2 separate regions of the Homo sapiens genome follow, and region 1 is linked to region 2. A link is a loop called in an ENCODE intact Hi-C map of the cell type or tissue named here. Cell type or tissue: IMR-90. All regions are shown on one strand.

What was found. A loop is a pair of places that touch in the nucleus more often than their neighbours do. Peaks named below come from ENCODE experiments on the same cell type or tissue, not always from the same donor. Only the 100,000 strongest peaks of a DNase experiment are listed, where the experiment ranks them.
Region 1: a loop joins it to region 2, with 27 times the contacts of the local background. A loop is called at or near these places in 40 of 110 quality-filtered maps.

Annotation. Positions count from the first base shown.
Region 1 is chr3:14,544,064-14,552,063 of GRCh38, forward strand. It overlaps a transcript of GRIP2 not described here. Among named protein-coding and RNA genes, the nearest start is that of GRIP2, 7.7 kb to the left of the region's middle. RefSeq lists an enhancer at 3,856-4,356. In IMR-90, CTCF peaks have their summits at 4,393 (motif pointing left) and 5,681; no DNase peak of the experiment used is centred here; H3K27me3 peaks cover 3,002 bases.
Region 2 is chr3:14,257,079-14,265,078 of GRCh38, forward strand. No RefSeq gene overlaps it. Among named protein-coding and RNA genes, the nearest start is that of LSM3, 82 kb to the left of the region's middle. In IMR-90, a CTCF peak has its summit at 4,249 (motif pointing right); a DNase peak (open chromatin) is centred at 4,263; H3K27ac peaks cover 447 bases.

The sequences.
Region 1 (8,000 bases), 290 kb after region 2:
AAGCACACAGGTCAGACATGCCCAGGTTCGAATCCCAGCTCCACCACCCACAAGCTGTGTGACCCTAGGCAAGTCACATCTGTCTGAGATTCACTTTGCCCCTTGTGAGGAGTGAGGATCAGAGACCTTGGAAGCGTTTTGCAAACTCACGGTCACCACATGCTCTTCCCAACGCAGGGCCAGGCCTGCAGGTCCCTCACATTGTCTCTCAGTGGGGCACCACTGGCACTAGAGTTGGGGCATTCTGCTTGTGCGGGGCTGCTCTCACACTGCAGGGTTCCTAGCACCCCTAGCCCCTCCCACCCAGAGGCTAGTGGCCACTGTAGTTGAGAACCAAGCCCATGCTGCGCAGATGGGAAAACTGAGACCCACAGAGGGCCTTGTCGGGGGTGCCCCACCAGCACAGCGAGGGCCTGGACCCAGGCCTCCGTCCTTCATCTCTGACTCCAGGGCTGAGTCCGTCATAACACAGGCGAGCCTTGTCCTGAGCCCACCAGGGGCCCTGAGTGACAGCCGGAAATGAAGTCTGGGTGAGAGGGAGGCAGCAATGGCAATTCAAGGACAAGAGAGATAAACCTTTATTGCTCTGGGCTGTCCGTTGCTTCTTCCTCCGACCCTCCTCCCTCCACCCCAGGGGCCGGGCCAGGACAATTGCTCCCTCCCTGCCTGGTCCTCTCAGAACCTGCATCTTGTTGTTAAACATTTCAGCCAGGTAGGCATTATCGTACCCATTTTATAGATGGGGAAACTGAGGCTCAGTCTGGGATTCCACCAGCCACAGGGGAGGGGCACTAGGGGACCCCCTCTTAGGGGGCGCTGTTTGGTCTTGTCCTCACTCTGTCCAAGGTATTCCACATCTTCCCCAGCCCTCATGGCCCCTCACTTGACTTCAGGGAAGGCTGGGAGGAGCTTCAGGAGTAGTGCCACCCAGTGGGCTGCCCCAAGCTGTGAGCCTCAGACCCACAGAGCCTGCCAGCCTACAGGAAAACACGCAAGGCCACAGGCCAAGGAGGCTCCGACAGCCGCAAGAGCAAAGCATGGCAGCCGTGTGGACAGGCCCAGGAGAGGGGGTGTCCAGAATGTTGGGAAGAGCCACCGTTAACATAATCGGAGCAGAGACTCCACGCACCAGGCCTTGTGACCAGCATTTTGCACACATTTTCTCATTTCATCCCAGGAACATCTCCACTTCAGAGATGAGGAAGCCAGGGCCCAGAAAGGTAAAGCCACTTGCCCTTAGGCAGAATGTCAGGGGGAGCCAGGGTTTGAACCCAGGCCTGCCTGACAGCATCCCCACCCAGTGGCCCCGAGAAATGCACACACCGAACCACTCTCCACAGCCCAGGCATGTGAACACAGAGTCAGGAGGGCCAACGCAGCCAGCCAGCGACAAACACATGTTGAGAGGGGCTGGGAACCCCTGACTGGGCAGGGTCAAGTCACCAGCAGGCCAGGGGCCTGGCCACGGATGGGGCAGCTCCCAGGGGCTCCCTCTTGGGCTCCATGCTTCCCTTGACACCCACAATAGCTTCCCTCCTGGAGGACAGGACATGGGAGCACAGCTGTACAGTGGGCCTCTCTGAGCCTCAGGTTCCTCCTCTAAAATGTGGATGATGAAGTTGTCTGTACTAACAAGGTCTTTGTTGAGAAGCTCAGTGAATGAGCGAAACACCTAAAAAACTATAGCATGTGGGCACAGGGAGATGGCCAGCCTGATCATGGCCCTGCCCTGTCTCTCTGGTTACTTGTTCACTCAGAGAATATTTACTAAGCACCTACTACCTTCCAGAGGTCAGCTGGGCCAGACGTTTCAGCAGTGAACAGAGCAGGCAGACCCTCCTTTCTTAGAGCTTCTGGTCTAGGGAGGACCAGAGATCCAGCAAGAAAGACAGACAGACGGACAGACAGAAGGCATTTGAGATGGTCCCGAGGGCTGTGACAGACACAGTCACGATGTTGGCACAGAGAATACAAGGCAGGTGGTCAGGGAGAGGCTCTCAGAGTAGGCGACCTTTAAGCTGAGCCCCAGGTCTCCTTCACCAGCATCTTCACACCCCGTAGGGACCTGTGGGTGGGGTAGAGGGAGGGGACTGCTCTGCAGTAACTGCCTGGAGCTGGATGAGAAGGCACAAAGGGAGGAGGAGGTTCCAGGTAGGCCGACCAAGCTTGGGTACCAGGAGCAGCTGAGGGGCAGGTGCAGCTAACGCACAGAGACAAGGTCGGCCGAGGCCAGGGAGAGGAGTTGGGATTCTGTTGAGTGTGAGGGGAGGGTTTTTAGCAGGGTCGTGCTGTGACCTAACTTCTATTTTGCAATGGCAACTACCGGGAGTGGGCTGCAAGGGTCAGGATGGCACGGGGGTGAGGGGTCTGAGGGAGGAAATGGGCCAGGCACTTGAGAGGCGGGAGATCTGGAATCCAGGTCCCTTCTGCTCTGAGCCTCATTTTCCCCTTCAGTTGAGCATCAAAGCTCCTCTAATGACAGCCAATAGGGCACGTTTGAGGAATTGCCAGTGGGAGAGGTCAGAAAGCATGGAGTCAGGATGTATCTTGATGCAAAACAGGAAGAAAAAGAAAAATGGGCACCAGCTATAAACAGGCGAGGCACAGGGCGTGGAGGGCAAATGACCCCAAGTTCATGCAGAGGTGTCCCAACTAACTGTCACCAGAGAAGTGAAAACAGAAACAGCGAGCTCCCACTTGACTCTCCTCAAAATGGCAAATGCTGGAAATGCAGACAAAACCAAGAGCCGGTGAAGATGTGGGGAGATGGAGATGGAAAGTCACAGCACAGCTGGTGGGGGGTAAACTGAGGCAGCCACAGTGGCAGCACCTGGTGGTGTTAGGAGAAATTCCATGTCTGGCCACCTGTGTCCCAGTACCCTCACTCCTGGAAGTTATTGCAGAGTAATTCCACCCCCTACCCAGGTCCCTAAGGGGCATGAACTCTTGAGAATGTTGGTAAAGGTGACCTGGGACTCCATCCTAGGGTAGGGGACAGGTAACGTGGTGACTGCACACCGTGTTGTGTGACACAGCAGTTAGAAGTGCAGCCACATGAACAGATCTTAGAAAACCTAGTGTCACATTAAAGAAAGAAAGGAGGGGAGAAAGGGAGGGAGGAAAGATGGAAAGGAAGGAAAGAAGAGAGACAGAATGAGATCTACCCCGTGGTATCATTTATGTATTGAAATGTGGTGTCATTATGTATCGAAAGCAGACACATAAAGCACTATCTATGCTGCAAGGGCACACACAGACGGAAAGACCTGTTTCACCTATTTCAAGTGCAAGTTTAGAGGGAAGGAATTTGGGGTGGGGATAGGGCATGAAGGAGAAGAAATAAGATTATACAGAGCCAGATCTGGCGCTGGGATGGCCCAGAACCATGTGTGCTTTGAACTGAGAAATTTAGCTCAAGCTTTGGAACTTGGAGTTCAAAAATTAAAAATAAATAGGTGCCTCAAATGGCATGTTAGAAGTTGGAACTCTCTCCTGAGGATGCTGCTGGAAGAGTTTGGAGGGAGAGAGGGATAGGGTCAGCTAAGTGTCTTAGAAAACTGACTTGAATGGGTGCTCAGAGCGCTCCTGGGTGAGGGGTCAGGCCTTGCTGTCTGTCCACCCTCCCCATCCTCCTCCCCTCAGGGGCTGCTCTGACTGTCCACCAGCCCTCTCTCTGCCTTCCTAACAAAAAGCAAAACATGGAAATAAATGGACAAAGCTATTGGGGCTCAGCTCCAGGAAAAAGCAGCATTAAGCATCCAATCTCAGGATGCAGTGGCCCCTCCCTGCCCTGTCCTAGAGAATGTTGTCAAGAAACCCAAGTTCAAAGTCCAGTCACTGCTCACACAGGGCCTACTGGGGGCCAAGAACATTACACATGTTGAAATGTCAGTATCTCTTATAAAAGGGACTACATCCAAAGAGGATCTGCCACAAAACCACCCAGAACAAAGGTGGCCACAGAGTCAGGGATGGTCAGAGGAGGAGTCCAGGAAAGCTGCCGGGTGGAGGCAGTGTCTGAGCCACGCCTTGAGGGACAAAGAAACTCAACACTCAAAGGTGAGGTAGGCAGGGATTTCCAGGGAGAGGGCACAGCCTGGGCAGAGGGTGGGAAGTGGGAAGGAAAGGCACCACCAAAAGGGGCCCTAAAGAGCAGGTGGGCTGGCTAGGCACGCAGGGCCGGGTTCCGCAGACACAGTTCTGCGGAGAAGAGAGGTCACCGAATCGGGGCATTCCCGGCACTGTGACCGGCCATGTGGATGACATTTAGGAAGGATCAGGCTCTCCGGAGGCCCCTCCGGTGAAGACACAGAGAGCTTGTGCAGCTGTACACAGGCCAAGCCGTCAGAAGCAGTGCACGGACCTCCGCACACTGGAGTTGATGCAGCGACTCCCCCTTGTGGCTGGTAATCAAGGCATGAGGGTAGTGGATCAGGCTTTGGGAGGGGTGGGCACAGCTGTCATCCCGTGCCTGTGACCGGCTTTGGTGCCAGCGTCAGCCTGTGGCTAACACTGTGCCCAGAGTCCCACCACCCACCCATGGATCAAGCATGACCCTCCGTCCAAACGCAAACGCCTTAGAGAGAAGGAAAGGGCCAGCATTTGCTGAGCACCTACTGGGTACACAGCACTTTATGTACACTGTCTCATGGAATCTTTCAAGAATCCTATGGGATAGACATTGCAGTTCCCATGCTACAGTGCGAAACTGAGGTCGAGAGAGGGGAAGGGGCTTTGGTAAGACAGCCCAACTAGGATGGGCAGAGGGCCAGACCATGAGAACCAGGTGCTCCCTCCTTGAGCCCTTTGCACAGACTCTTCCCTTTGCCTGGAATGTTCTTCCTCACTTTCATCCTTACAGTCCAGTCTAATACCCTCCACCCAGAGGCCCACCCTGGCCATGTGGGGTGTGTCTCCTTTACCTCCCTCAGCCTTTCCTCCAATGCCTTTCCTCTCAGCCCTTCCTCCACCTGTTCTTTTCCACTAAATGGGAGATCCACAACTGTCTTGCTCACTGATTTCAACCCCATGCCCAGGGCAGCGTTGTGCACACAGTAAGTGCTACACAAGTGTTTGCAGAATGAATGAATGAGAAATATATGATGAATGTACATAATCTCTGAATTGCCATATTGGAAAGAAATCAACAATTCATCCCTTCTAACACTGTAGTTCAATGCAGGAATCCTCTCTGCTGTCTAGTACAGCTTGTACACCTCCATAAATGGGAGCTCACCACCTCTGAGCAGCCCACCCTATTCCTGAACAGTTGTAAGGGGTGACAGTCAGTCTGTTATCCCAGCTGCAGCCTGCCTCCCTATGGCTCCCCCTAGTCCCACACCATGGCCTCTGAGCCCTGGCAGGAGAGGCCACAGCTCAGTCTGGATGCGGCTTCAGTGGAGACCCAGTGTGTGGCTGAACACGGTGGTGGCCATTCACCCCGTTATTCTGGGGCCACTTCCTGGAGGGTTCCCCAACCAGGAAGAACAAACCATCTTCCCAGATGCCACAACATCTGACCATGCTGGACAGACATCCTCTACGCCCAAGTGGGGAAACTGAGGCTCAGAGAAAATGGGAACATAAGCCTCTAATAATGACAATCCCGGCTGGCCCCCAGCTGGCACTCTACAGATTTCATACTACTTCTCACCTCTAGGGGCATTTACTTCAGTCCCATGAGGCTGGGATCATCAATCGTTTCATTTTACAGACGAGGAAACTGGAGCCCAGAGACAGCTCAGTTCTCTGGCTCCAAAGCCTTAAATCACAGTTCAATTCACACACATTCTCAAAAGGGCTTGGTGGACGTGGTGATCACCAGATTCTGTGTCCTCATGGTAGACTTGAATATTGAAAGAGAACCCTGGAGCTGTGGACCCACGGTGGACCCTCAGGCAGGGTGAGAACATGGGAAGGACCATCCAAGGACCCCAGGCCACCCAGCTGAGAATATGCCAGAAAGATCAGCAGAGGTATGGGGGTGGGAGCCCTGCAGGGTTTGGGGGTGGGCCCTGGCAACGACCACATGTTTGAGGACAGGGCTTGACCCTGGGATTTCCAGGCCAGTGCCTGCTGCCTGGCAGCTGAGCCCCCTGCGCCCCAAACTGACCAGCCCTCTCCAGCCTCCCCGCCTCCCATTCCCAGCACCAAGTAGCAGAGCCAATTCCCACCTCTGAGCCTTTTTATCACCATCCTCCAGGAATGCCCTCTTCCTAATCCCTGTCTGCCAGGCCAAGTCCTACAAGCCCTTCAAGACTGCTGCCCCCAGGAAGCCCTCCGGCTGGCTGGGGCCTCATCTAGGGCTCCAAGCCCTCGGCACCTCTCAGTCCCACTGTGTCAACTCACTGCTGGCCATCCCACTCTCTTCCTTGCCCATCTACCCCTAGAAGAAGACACCAGCATGGTAATGAAGTGTGAGGAACATTCTAGTATGCCACCCTCCCCGCAGCGGCACCGCTGGTGCCTCAGAGGGGCCCTGAGTTCAACTCCTAGATCTACCTCCACCTCTGACTGGCTGGATGACCTTGGGCAAAACCGGCCTCAATCTCCTCATGCATAAAATGGGAGTATATGTGGGGCTGCGGGAGGAGTAGGGCTTGCGGTCTTTAGGGGCTGCTTCAGCTCTGGCCTCAGCCACCCTGGAACCCCTTCACCTCCATCCCCAGCTTGAATTCCAAATGACCCTCGGCTGCTTACAAACCCCAAACAAACCTTCCTCAACAAACCCACTCTGCGCATGGGCACTGAGACACAGCGAGGAGCAAGGATCTTGCCCAAGGTCATCCTACAGGGACCCCAGCACCCCTAATTATGGGCTGCTAGTGGCTGCTGGCCATGTGCCCCGCTTCGCCTGCCCACCTGCCCACCACATCTGCTTATGAGTCACCATCACCTCGGCCAAGATAGCAAAATGTGGGAACCAGAGAGCCAAGGTTGGCCCAAGGGGAGTGAGTGAGCGGGAGGGGGGAGGCAGCAAGGCTTCCAGGCCCGGGAGAGCAGGGCTGGGGGCCCAGAAGGGACGCTGAGGCCAGGAGGAACACGGACCTGCCAAGGACCCATGAAGAGTTGCGGTCAGCCTGAGTCCCTTGGCTGATGGAGGTGCTTTCCGCTCCATCTGACTATCTCCCCAGTGGGTGGGGAGACAGGGCTGGGAGCCTTCACAACGATCTGGACAATTAAGACAGGCAGATGGTCCTGCTGGACTGAACATTCAAGCCGACAGACAGAGACAATGCCCGGACCTGAGCTGAAGAGATCAGCATGCATTCCAGAGGGAGACACGCACAAGCAAGGCCAATGTGCGGTTGGGGCATTCAGGGAGGAGCCTGGCACGTCTGTCTGCTCTGCCTGGCTCAGACCTCCCCAGGCCCTGGGCTCCACTCTGGGCTCTGCTCTGCAACAGGGACATACAGAGGATGGGGTATGGATGGAGGTGACAGCCAGGCGGAGAGCGGGAGGAGACTGTCCTGTGGGGAGCGGGGCTCACTCAGCCTGGAGCAGGGAGACTTGTGGAGAGGCATCGCTGTTTCTGCAGGGCTGTCCCGGGACAGGAGAAGCACAGAGAAGGCAGAGGACTTGGGGGAGCCTGGGGATAGCAGAGCAGTGGCCACATGTTGGGAATACAACCGAGGGGTCCCTTGGACCCAGCAGGGGAGGCTGAATAAGCTGACCGTGAAGGAACGCCCCCGGGGTGAAATGTTTGGACTTGGAAGTCAGGCGGCCTGGGTAGGCTCATGCTCTACTACTTCTTTCCTAGGTGTGTGACCTTGGAAAGTAACTTTGTCTTTAAGCCTCAGTTTCCTCAACTGCAAATGGGGCAATTTAGTTCATAACCCACAGGCCTGTTGCAAGGGTGAGAAAGTACATGGGAAGTGCCTGGCACACAGCAAGTGCTCAATAAATGCTTGGGAAACAAAGAACAGATCTAGAGGTTCACTCCAGGCTGCCGGGATTCTGCAATTCTAGGACGAGAGTTTATCCTTGTCTTCTTGATTCAA
Region 2 (8,000 bases):
TCTTTTTGAGACAGGGTCTTGCTCTGGCACCCAGGCTGAAGTGCAGTCACGTGATCACGGCTCACTGCAGTCTGGATCTCCAGGGCTCAAGCAATCCTCCCAACTCACCCTCACAAGTAGCTGGGAGCACAGGTGCCCCTACCACACCCAGCTATTTTTTTTTTTTTTTAATTTTAGTAGAGACATGGTCTCGCTGTGTTGCCCAGGCTGGCCTCAAGCTCCTGAGCTCAAGTGATCCTCCTGCCTCGGCTTCCCAAAGTGCTGCGATTACAGATATGAGCCACTGTGCCTAGCCTGTCTTTTTCTTATTAATTTATAAAAGTTCTTTGTATGTTCTGGATATTGGTATTTATTTTCATAGATGTATTTCAAACATCTCTCAACCTGTTTGGTTAAGAAATTTTTGTCTACCCCAGGGTCATGAAGATATTCTTGTATTTTATTTTCCAGAAGATTTTTTGTTTTAATTTAGGTCTATGATGGATCTCGAATTAATTTTGGGGTATGATATGAGGTAGGCCCATTTTTCCCCCATATGACTCTCCAATTGAACTAATACCATTTATTAAATATCACCTTTCCTCACTGAATTGTGCATCTTTCTTGTGAATCCAGGGATTGAACACGTGTGGGTTTGTTTCTGGGCTCCCTACTGTGTTGTATTGGTCCACTTGACTAGGATCACAGTATGCCACACTGCCTTCTTACTCTGGATTTAGAAAAAACCCTTGACATCCAGTACATTAAGTCATCCAGCTTCGTACTCTTGTGAGATTGCTTTACCTATTCTAGGTCCTTGGAATTTCCACATAAATTTTGAAAACAGCATGCCAATTTTCTTGTAAATACCTGCTGGAATGGGTTTGTATTAAACATACAGATCAATCTGGCAACTTAATATTGTAATAATATTAAGCTGGTCAAACAACAAGCAGGCTACAGTCCTCTATTTAGGTCTTCTTTAATTTCTCTACACTGTTTTGTGTCGTCATAGAGGTCTTGTGCTTCTTTCATTAGACTTACTCATAAGTATTTGATGATTATTTTGGTATTATTGTAAATGGCACCTCAAAATTTTCATTTGGTAATTGTTGCCAGCACATACACACTAAACTAATTTTTGTATGTTGATTATATCCAGCAATCTTGCTAAACTTACTCATTAATACTAATAGGTTATTATTGGATTTTGGATTTTTTCCATATACAATATTATCATCTTAAATAATGAGTTTGTATGTTTCATTTCAAACTTTATTATTTTTATTTTTATTTCTGCCTCATCGAAACAACTGGGCTCTGCTGTATAATGTTGAATAGAAATGATAGTGGCGGACATCCATTTCTTGTTCCTATCCTTAGGAGAAAAGCATTCAGTATTTTACCATTAATGATGATGTTAGCTGTGTGTGTGTGTGTGTGTGAGCGTGCGCGCACACACATTTCTTTGATGGAAACTCTTTATCAGATTAAGAAAGTTCTCCTCTGTGCCTCTTTTGCTGAGAGTTAAAAAAAAACATGAATAAGTATTGAATTTTAATGAATCTTTGCCCATATGTATTGATTTTCATTCACATCTTCAGCTGCACCTCTCGAAAGCTGGAAAGTGGTATGTGGCTGGTGTCAGGCCAGAGGTTTCAGAGGGAGTCCTGCCCCTGTGGAGACCGGATGTGACGGTTACAGGAGGGCCGGAATGGGAGACAGCCCTAAAGGCACAAGTCAGCCCCAAAGACACAAGTCAGTGACACTGACGTGATCACGCACCTCGGTCCTTGTGAACTCCTCTTCTACTCACTCCCAGCAAGCACTTGGGATCTGTTTTCTGAATGGTAACTAGTGCCATGCATATAACCCTGTGGCAGGAACTGTGCTAGGCATGATGGGAGGGCACAGGACATAGCTACTGCCCCTCCAGGGCGCTGGGGGTGTCTCCATGTATCACACCATCCTGCAGTTCCTAGGAGGGCCCCAACTCTGGGCTAGAGCTACAGGCCTGTGTCCCTTGCCTCCACCAGCCCCGCAGCACCCCCTCCCTGCCCCCGCCAGAGACCAGGGCCCTCAGGAGCAGTCAGACCGACCACGAACAAACAGGGCAAGAGCAGTGGAAAATGCCCCAAATGGTCCCCACCCTCACCCATCTCTCCCCGCTGGTCAGTTGTCTTGTGGATTCTTGGCCTTCCCAGTGCGGTCTGGGAAGACTTAGATGGTTTCCTTCCAAAGCCCCAAGAAGCCAAGAACAGGAGCTGCTCCAGGCCATTTCTGTCCCTGGGTCTCCTTTCAAAGGATTTCTGGGTCAATGAAGACACAATGTGGCTTGTGGGCAGTCAAGAGAGAGGGCCTATCGTTGTTTCAGATTTCTGGCTTGGCTCAGAGATTCAGACTCTCCAATTCCCACACTAGATGCCTCAGTCCACTGGGATAAAGGCCTTGCCTCCAAAGAATGGCCATGACATTTGTTGTTTCTGCCGTGTCTGCTCAGCCTCCCTCACTGTCTTCCATAGCAAGCCTCTGTTCCAGCCAGCTTAGTGTGGAACTTAGGAATTTTTGGGTTATAAATGATAGACACTCACGATAAACTAGCCCAACTCCTAAAGCGGGGATTTATTGGTTCACAGATCTAAAAAGCCTAGGAGAAAATGGCCTCAGGTTGGGCTGGATCCAGGTGCTCAAACACTGTCACCAGGAATGTGACTGTCTCCATCTGTGGCTCTGTTTTCTCCCGTATGGGTTTTATTATCTTCCTTTGTGGTGGCAAAGATTGGGCTTGCATCCTTCCAGCTTGACAACTCTGTTGGAAAGACAACACTTTTTTCAATAGGTGCAGCAACAATCTCAGGAAAGGCTCTCATTGGCCCAGCTGAATTCACACACCCATATCATGAGAATCAGCCTCACTAGAAACACATGATCTGAGGATGTGGGAAATGTGCATCCTCAGAGGAAAAAAAATGGGTGTTACAACCAGAATTAAGGGTTTTAAACAAGCAAAATCAGTAGGTGCCACCTCTTCTAGCTGCCCTGCCACCTCTATGCCTTTGTTCAAGTTTCCCTTTCTGGAATTCTGTTTGCCTTCCTGGGCTCAATGCTTCCTTTTCTTCAAGCTCCCCCTCCCTTAGGAAGCCTTCCCTAGCCTTTGAGCCTCCCCCTGCTCTGAACTCACCATGTGCCAATGGTCTAGACATTTGATTTTATTTTAAAATGAACATTATCTGATTTTTTTGATCATAGCAAAATAATACTTATTTCCCAAACAAATCAGAAGATACAAAAGTGAAATCCTATATCACCCACAGAGCCTGCTCTGAGGAGGCGGCATTGTGCCCAGGTTTGAGTAGAAATTGGCAGGGATGGGGCAGGGCCAGGATTGTCTCAGGGCCGGGAACCAGCAGTGGGTGGAAAGACCAGGATGGGAAAGAACTCAAAAGATTTGAGGACCTGAAGGAGCCCAGTGAGCAGGAGCAGAGAGAGAAGGGGTCAAGGGTATGGAACAAGGTTGGCTTGAGGGTGCTTTTACTCTAGTGAGGCAGGAAACTGCAGGAGGAGTTTAAGCAGGGAAGCAACATGATCCAGCTGGCGCTGGGGCCATTCTCCGGGCTGTGTACTGGAAAATGCAGAAGGGCAAGGTTGGAGGCCCCTGCAGTCATCCAGGCCAGACATGATGCTGGTCCGGCCAGAGGTGGTGGTCGTGGAGAGGATTACAAGCCGGTGGGCTTCAGAGACAGAACTGACTTGGCGATGCGCTGGTGTAACAGTCAGGGTGGGGGACATGAGGCTGAGTGATTTCTAGGTTTCTGGCTTGAGCAGCCATGTAAATGGGGTGCATTTACTGCCATGGGAAAGATGGTGAGTTGGGGACATTCTCTCTAGATGTGAGCCCGAAATGGATCTATACTTACATTTTGCATAAGTTGCATGGTGACACTCTGATTCCTGCTCTCTTCCCCACTCAACTGAGCATCTTTCCATGTCAGCATGGCACTCATGGCACTTATGACAATGCCTGCACACTATTCCCGAAGATGATATCCCATAATTTCTTTAACCAAGTCCCCATGGTGGACACATAAGTTGTTTCTGTAGTGCCCATTTAGGACTTGATTAGATTCCATATTACAATTTATTTTATTTTTATCGAATTATTTGTTTCTCAATCATTAGTCCCTTTATCTTTTCTCCAGCTTTCCCAATTTCAGGACCTGCAAACTTGTCTCCAAGTTCCTGCCCTCGGTGCCTTGCACTCTGGCCACTAGATGGCGGTGTTGCATAGGGTCCCCGCTGGCTCCAGTCCACAAGAGACTCCACTTAGCAGGACGCCTGACCTCCAGACTCCGACCTCCACCCAGCAGGGCAAGACCTTCCCTGGAGACCCATGGGTGGACCTCCCATTCTCAGTGCCCAAAGAATTCCTGCCCTAGGTGTGACCTGCGGCCCATTTGTAAACGGATGGCTTTGCTCTCCCCTGCAGAAATAGGTTGGGGGTTGAGGGACTGGCGTTTTTGGCAATGGCTTCTGAAATGTGGTATCCCAGTTGCCTGTGGTGCCTGAGATGGTTCGAGGTGCCAGGAGCTACGTTACCAGAGCTTATTTGGTCGGTTTTTAGAAAAATAGAATTTGTCCTTCAAACCCACAGTTTCATGTACTATTATTATTTAGAATGAGATTAAGTCCAAAGAAAAACTTTAAATTAAATTTAAATGTTAAATGTAAAGAAAAATAGCAGTACGGATAGAACATAGAGAAATCACTGGATTCACTGCAGATTGCTGGCTTCCAGCTCAGTCTAAATGGGAAATGTTGATGGCTTCATAAAATCTTAGAAGGACTGAATTTTAAAACTTAGACCCTGGAGAACATCACACCTAGAAGGAGAACCTTAGAACCACAGTATCTTTGCTGGCATTTTCAAAGATAACGCCATCTTAATCAATACTTTATCATCTTTATCTCCGTACTTAAGAAAATGATCTTGCAACTCTGAGAATCCATAACAGCTTGGGATCATAGTATTTTGGAAGATTAGACTTATGGAATCCTAGACTTCCAGAACTTTAGTGTGAAGAAGTCCACACTAAGGTCAGGTGGAAGAGGAAATTACAGTTGGAAAAGAGAGATTGAGGTCCTGCAGAATGGTGGCCCCTGAGGCTCTCACCTTCTTCCTCCTGCCTCCTGTCTGACCCTTCACCCCAGTGTGCTCAGGGCTCCCACTCTGGGCTCTGCTCCCAGCAGAGAGCATCACCCAGGACAGCTGTCTTCTCTTTAGCAACACTCACTCCCCCATCTCCTTCCTGGCACTCCTCTATGCTAGCTAATCTGACAGCTTAATGAATCCACACTGCCTCAGACTGATGGGCAAATGAGTGATTTATGTGAAGAAATGACCTCCCCCTCAAGTAATAAGTGCTTTCTACGGAATGTTGCAATCTACATGGTGGTGCTGATGGTGACATTTGAGGCAGGATGGCCAGCAATGAGGAAAATATCATGGCATCTTTGGATGTTTTTCAAATCATCACCTACTAGTGCCTCCATTTTTGCTTTTTATTTCCACCAGGGATTGCAGAGATTGGATTTGGGATTGCAGGGAGAGATATCCAGAGGAAACTTGCTTCTGCTTCTTTTCTGATCTCAAAGTTCAGATGTCCAACTAGAGACCAAACTCATTAGCTTCTGGAGGCCTGAATATTTACAACTCCTTCCCATCTTTCTTTCTTTTCTTTTGAGACAGGGTCACACTGTCACCCAGGCTGGAGTGCAGTGCTGCAATCATGGCTCACTGCAGCCTTGCCCTCCTGGGCTCAGGTGATCCTCCCACAGTTAGTGGTGGTGAATCCACACAGGTCTGCAGCAAACTCAGTTCTTGCCTCCTCAGAAGAAAGAGTCTGACCAAAGTGCATAAGGCAGAGTGAGAGACTGAGGAAAGTTTTAGAGCAGGAGTGAAAGTTTATTAGAAAGTTTTAGAGCAGGAGTGAAAGTTTATTAGAAAGTTTTAGAGCAGGAACGAAAGGAAGTAAAGTACACTCAAAAAGAGGGCCAGGCAGGAGACTTGAGAGGTGCAAGTGTATGGTTTGACCTTTGACTTGGGGTTTTATACATTGGAGTGCTTCCAGGGGGTCGTGTCCCTTCTCCCCTGATTCTTCCCTTTGGGTGGCTGTCCACATGCACAGTGGCCGGCCAGCACAGTGTGTTTACTGGAGTTGTGCACGTGCTCACTGGAGGTATTCTTCTCTTACCAGTCTAGCATTCCTAGAGGAAGTTCATATACCAATTAAACCCCACCGTTTTGCCTCTTAATGCACATGCTTGAGCCCACTCACCCAACTCCTGAGATCTTATCAGGAAGCGGCTGATCACCAGCTTCAGGTGTTTCTATCTATTGGGAGACCGGCTTTCCCAGCACTGGCTGTAACCAATTATCATTATTTTAGAGGGACAGTTAACAACCGCCTGACCGTCACCTGATGGTCACCTCACATTCCTGATCCGGAGGCAGGGCCCTCTCCTGCCCTGCTCATGTCTGACTAGCTACCTACTGTAACACTACCTCAGTCCCCTCCCCCAAGAGCTGAGACTATAGGAACACACCACCACATCCAGCAAATTTTTGAATTTTTTTGTATAGATGCTGTCTCAATGTTGCACAGGCTGGTCTCAAACTCCTCAGCTCAAGTGATCCTCCTGCCTTGGCCTCCCAAATCCTTCTCATTTTTCAAGACTACTGAGATGTCACCTCCTCTGGAAAGCCTTCTGGGATTGTTCTTCCTAGAGAGCTGAACATCTTCTGAGGACTTCGTATCAGCACCATGCATTTGTCTGCCAGCTGTACTCGCTGAACTGTGTTCACTAATAACCACTGGGGAATGATTATTCCCCAATGTCTTTCTAATGTCTTAGAATTCGTGACCTAGGGTTTGCCAACCTGAGGGCCCATAGCGGCCAGTTCAGGATGTCGGGGACTGCAGTAAACCAGAGGATTTATCCGGTGGTCGCTCCTTATTTTGGCCAGCAGGGCCGTCTGGAAATGACAGTTCAGTGTTGCCAAATCTTCTACCAGTTTTGAAACACTGACGATATGGTTTGGCTCTGTGTCCCCATCCAAATCTCATGTTGAATTATAATCCCCAGTGTTGGAGGTGATGCCTGGTGGGAGGTGATTGGATCATGGGGCGGACTTCCCCATTTGGTGCTGTTTTTGTGATAGAGTTCTCACGAGATCTGATTGTTTAAAAGTGTGTGGCACCTCCCCTCTCTCTTCCTCGCACTCTGGCCATGTGAAGTGCCTTGTTCCCCCTTCGCCTTCCGCCATGATTGGAAGCTTCCTGAGGCCCCCCAAGAAGCAGATGCTGCTGTGCTTCCTGTACAGCCTGTGGAACCATGAGCCAAATAAACCCATTTTCTTTATAATTACCCAGTCTCAAGTATTTCTTTATAGCAATTCAAGAATAGACTGATACAGCCGATAGTTATTTTTACATAAAAACCTCTCCTTCCAGGCAAATAAAGCATATCAACAGATTTATCACTGGAGCCCAGGACTCTGGGAGGCTCTGCTTTAGGTCCTTGTTGGTCTGCATGCTTCTGGGTGCTTGGAGTCATGCATGACAAGGGTGGTCCTTAGCGGACACTGCTACTCATTCACCTTCTGCCTGTCGGAGCATCTGGAACCTTACATTATTGAAGGCATGTTGCAGAAGTCAGGTGCGTCAGTTTTCACACATGACCCCCAAATTCTTTGATGTTCCTTCCATCAGGAGGCAGGGTGCAACCTAGCCCCTCCTTCCCCTGGAATCTGCAGCCTGTGGCTGCTTGACCAATGGAGTATGGCAGAAGAGCCACTATGACAGCTTTGGGATACTGGTTCTCAGAACCCAGACAGGCCCTGAGGAAGCCCAAGCAGCCCGTAAGGAGGCTGAGTGGAATGAAACCAAGACCCTCATCCCACCCTTATCCTCCCCTGAGCTCCCCCTCATAGCCAGCCCCAACTCGCCATGAGTGCACCATCT